Linked DNA regions of Homo sapiens: region 2 is linked to region 1. A link is an interaction called in ENCODE POLR2A ChIA-PET data of the cell type or tissue named here. Cell type or tissue: OCI-LY7. All regions are shown on one strand.

Evidence for each region. ChIA-PET counts read pairs that join two places held together with the same protein. Peaks named below come from ENCODE experiments on the same cell type or tissue, not always from the same donor. Only the 100,000 strongest peaks of a DNase experiment are listed, where the experiment ranks them.
Region 2: POLR2A ChIA-PET joins it to region 1 with 24 read pairs; 16 of 35 experiments call an interaction of 5 or more read pairs at or near these places.

The regions. Positions count from the first base shown.
Region 1 is chr1:155,884,339-155,886,838 of GRCh38, reverse strand. SYT11 (synaptotagmin 11) reads right to left here. Exons shown (of 4, transcript NM_152280.5): 4 at 1,640-2,500. Among named protein-coding and RNA genes, the nearest start is that of RIT1, 26 kb to the left of the region's middle. In OCI-LY7, a CTCF peak has its summit at 112; DNase peaks (open chromatin) are centred at 1,118 and 1,468; H3K4me3 peaks cover 1,777 bases; H3K27ac peaks cover 2,500 bases.
Region 2 is chr1:155,937,180-155,939,679 of GRCh38, reverse strand. No RefSeq gene overlaps it. Among named protein-coding and RNA genes, the nearest start is that of RXFP4, 3.2 kb to the left of the region's middle. In OCI-LY7, CTCF peaks have their summits at 1,155 and 1,354; a DNase peak (open chromatin) is centred at 1,349.

The sequences.
Region 1 (2,500 bases):
GGCTCACACCTATAATCCCAACACTTTGGGAGGCTGAGGCGGGTGGATCACGAAGTCAGGAGTTTGAGACCAGCCTGACCAACATGTTGAAATCCTGTCTCTACTAAAAATATAAAAATTAGCCGGGCATGGTGGCGCCCTCCTGTAGTCCCAGCTACTCAGGAGGCTGATGCAGGAGAATCGCTTGAACCTGGAAGGTGGAGTTTGTAGTGAGCCGAGATCACGCCACTGCACTCCAGCCTGGGCAACAGAGCAAGACTCTGTCTCAAAAAAAAAAAAAAAGAAAGAAAGAAAGAAAGAAAATTATTCAAGCCAAACATCAAACATTAACTTTTGCCATTTAATGTTTCACTCAGAAATTAAACTTTCATAACCCAGTGCAAGCTGCATAAAGAAAAAGATAATTTGACTGGGCGCAGTGGCTCACGCCTATAATCCCAGCACTTTGGGAGGCCGAGGTGGGTGGATCACAAGGTCAGGAGATCAAGACCATCTTGGCTAACACAGTGAAACTCCGTCTCTACTAAAAATACAAAACATTAGCCGGGCGTAGTGGCGGGCGCCTGTAGTCCCAGCTACTCAGGAGGCTGAGGCAGGAGAATGGGGTGAACCCGGGAGGCAGAGCTTGCAGTGAGCCAAGATTGCGCCACTGTACTCCAGCCTCGGCGACAAAGCCAGACTCCATCTCAAAAAAAAAAAAAAAAGAAAAGAAAAAGGTAATTTATTAAGCCTTGGAACTGAGAAGGCTCAGATCTGTCTGAAGACACGGCTTCATCTGAGGTCAAAGATGTCATGGAGTCTGATTTCTCTCTCCCCCTGTTTTAGCTGTACTTCTGTGCAGGCTCCATTCTCAGGCTCTCTCCTCTCTGGGGCACAGTGACTACAGAAGCCTCAGCCCCACATCCTCCCATGTTCAGGTCTAGGGAGATCCTTCATAGCTCCTGACAGGCCTTGAGGCCGGGTGCGGTGGCTCACGCCTGTAATCCCAGCACTTTGGGAGGCTAAGGCAGAAGGATAACTTGAGGCCGGGAGTTTCAGGCCAGCCTGGCCAATATGGTGAGACCCCCATCTCTACTAAAAATACAAATATTAGCCAAACTTGGTGGCACGCACCTGTAGTCCCAGCTGCTTGAGGTCGCTGGAACCCAGGAGGCGGATGTTACAGTGAGCCGAGATTGAGCCACTGCACTCCAGCCTGGGCAACAGAGCGAGACTGTCTAAAAAAAAAAAAAAAAAAAAAAAAAAGTAAATGAATGAATGAGGGAACAGAATTGGCCTGTCTCAGGATTGCTTTTTGGGATAAATATTTCCAATTAAAGGGGCAGATTGATTCTCAGCACTACGAACCATCATCTCTCCCTCTGGTAGTGATGGTCTCAGAAATTACATTTCAAGAGGAAAACAGAAAGACCAGAAGTCCTAACTACAGCAAGCAGCAAACCAACTCACTTGTCAAATGAGAGTATCTAGGATGGGAGCCTGGAATCTGCATTTTTAAACAAGTGCCTCAGATGATTCTGAATCAAGTGGTCTGGGGACCACAGTTTGGAAAACACACCCTAGAACATCCTTTTGGAGTCTGAGTGTTAACCTCACTGAGAGTCCTCCAGCTTTCCAGAGAATCAGGCTGACATCACTGTGCCTATGTAATGTGAATCAGTCTTTATTTTGCACTTGTGTGGTGCATTAACAAATTCAACATACAAGATAGCATTACATATTGTAGATTAGCATTACAGCATTATGCAATTTCACACAATTCATGTTAGCTTTTTCAGTTTTCTTTTTTTTTCAAAATTTGACACATTTATTTTATTTTTGAGTTTCATTTTTACAAGAGAAGACACAAGGTAAAGAAAGACAACCACTTTGGAGAGGGATCATGGTGAGGGCAATGTCACTGTCATGGCCATAGTACAAGCCTTCCAAGAAAAGGGACCTGCGTTATTCCCTCTCCTGAGCAAGCTGCCCCTGTCCCACAAACCAGTTCTATCTGTTTTCACATCTAGAGCACTGTCCATAAACATGTCCATCTTGGCTGTGCTCCAGTGAGATGAACTGAAAGAAGGAATAACTCATAAAGGGACCTTTGTTATTAAGAAAAATTCTTGTCTTCCCAAAGGAATCAAGATCTCTTCAGAGAAGGAGCAACTGTTGGAAAATCAGAAGTGACCATTCCCTAACCTATTCCTGACCACGAATGCCTTGTGCAAAAGCTAAGATGTGACTCTCTTGTCTTTCTTTCAACTGACTCTTAGGAGAAGGCATTCCTCCTCCACTCTTATCAGTTAGCTCTGGAAAGAACAAATGTGAAAGCCAAAGTCAGCTAAGAAACTTTGAGACGGCAAAGTCAAGGGCACGATGGATCAGGCCTGAGGTAGGAGGGAGGAGCCCTGCACTGTCCGCCTCTTTGCCTTTTTCTGGCAAAGACACTGAGGCAGTTCCTAGGCTACAGAACAACTGGTTCCTCCCCTGTCACCTCAGCACCCACTGCTCAGTA
Region 2 (2,500 bases), 53 kb before region 1:
CTCCCCAGGCTCAGGTGATCCTCCTACCTCAGCCACAGGAATGTGCTACCACACAGGCTAATTTTTGTATTTTTAGGAGAGATGGGGTATCCCTATGTTGCCCAGGATTGTCTTGAACTCCTGGGCTCAAGCAACCCTCTCACCTCACCCTCCCAAAGTGCTGGGATTACAGCCATAAGCCACCACGCCTAGCATCAAAAATATTCTTGAAATGACCTCAGGTGATCCTCCTGCCTTGGCCTCCCAAAGTGCTGGGATTACAGGCATGTCAGGAGATCGAGACCATCCTGGCTAACATGGTGAAACCCCATCTCTAAAAAAAAAAAATACAAAAATTAGCCGGGTGTGGTGGCAGGTGCCTGTAGTCCCAGCTACTCGGGAGGCTGAGGCAGGAGAATGGTATGAACCCGGGAGGTGGAGCTTGCAGTGAGCCGAGATCGTGCCACTGCACTCCAGCCTGGGCGACAGAGTGAGACTCCGTCTCAAAAAAAAAAAAAAAAAAAAATCAGCTGGTCATGGTGACACTTTGGGAGGCTGAGGCGAATGGATTGCTTGAGCCCAGTAATTCAAGACCAGTCTGGGCAACATGGCAAAACCCCATCTCTACAAAAGATAACAAAAAATTAGCCAGGCATGGTGGTTCATGCCTGTGGTTCCAGCTACTTGGTTCCAGCTACTCTACTAAAAATACAAAACAACAACAACAAAAAATTAGCTGGGCGTGGTGGCGGGCACCTGTGATGTGGGAGGATCACCTGAGACTGGGAGGTCAAAGCTGGAGTGAGCTGTGATCATGCCACCGCACTCCAGCCTGGGTGACAGAGTGAGACCCCCGTCTCAAAAAAAAAAAAAAACCCACAAAAAACAAAAAAACACTGGGTAACCTCATGGCAATCCAAGCACATGGCACAAAGTATAGCCAGGCCTCATAGGGGCTAGAAATGGGGCTATACACTCTAATTCTTTTTGAATAGCTGCTCCATTATTCTTTTTGAATAGCTGCTCCATTATTCTTTTTGATAGATTTCCCCTTGTAAGAAAGTGGAAAAATATTTCTAAAACTATTTTTAGAGGTGACATCAGAATCCCTCACAGGAAATCTCCTTGTTTGGAAAAATTATTCAATAAATGCTTGAGGTAGTACCCCTGGGGTGATGTGGTGAATACTGGAGACACTGAGAAAGCCCACCCTCCATCTTTTCTTTTTTTCCCATCACAACTCCTACTGCTGTGGGAAAGAATATTAGGCCAAAAGAGCATGACCCGGTTTGGCATTTTCCAAGGTTGGGCTGATCTAAATGAGTTTGAGGGAGATACTCTGGAGACAGGTATGGGAATGTAGCACCACCATCTGGAGAAAAGGGGACTGAATCTTAGCTAGAAAGTGCCACTGAAACACAGGGGGAGTAGCAAGGAGAGGAGACTGACAGAGAGGTTATGGGACCTAGCTCTATGGATTTTATGTGCTCTCCATGGTGTCACTGCTTTAGAGTTGGTAGTAAATGACCTAATAATACCTAAATGACCACTAGGAAAGAATAATTGATTCATATGTCAATTTTTTGACCATGCACCCAACAGAAAGGAAAAATGACCTCAGCCTAACGTATCTCACTTTAGAGAGAGTTTTTCAATTAACAGTAGAACAAAGTGCTATTGAATTGAGTTTAGAAAATCAGATTCCGTTGTATCAATAGAGAAATGTTTTATTATTTTATGTTTCTTTGCTCTGTCACCCAGGCTGGAGTGCAGTGGTGTGATCATGTCTCACTGTAGCCTCAACCTTCTCGATTCAAGTGATTCTGCCACCTCTGCCTCCTGAGTAGCTGAGACTACAGAAGTGCCACCACACTGGCTAATTTTTATTTTTTGTGGAGATGGGGTCTCACTCTGTTGCCCTGGCCTCAAGTGATCCACCAGCCTCGGAATCCCAAAGTGCTGGGATTATAGGCATGAGTCACCTCACTTGGCCATCAAAAGAGAAATGTTATTGGTGAAATTAAGACTTTTATGAGAATTATAAGGCTGGGCACGGGGCTCACACCTGGAATCCCAACACTTTGGGAGGCCGAAGCAGGAGGATCACTTGAGGTCAGAAATTCACGACCACCCTGGTCAACATGGTGAAACTCCATCTCTATTAACAATACAGAAATTAGCCAGGCATGGTGGCAGACACCTGTAATCCCAGCTACTCAGGAAGCTGAGGCAGGAGAATCACTTGAACCTGGGAGGTGAAGGTTGCAGAGAGCTGAGATAGCACCATTGCACTCGAGCCTGGGCAACAAGAGTGAAACTCCATCTCAAAAAAAAAAAAAAGAATTATAAATAAGTGAACTAAACATTTAACTTAAGAAAATAAGGGGGGCCGGGCGCAGTGGCTCATGCCTGTATTCCCAGCACTTTGGGAGGCTGAGGCAGGCGGATCATGAAGTCAGGAGATCGAGACCATCCTGGCTAACACAGTGAAACCCTGTCTCTACTAAAAATACAAAAAATT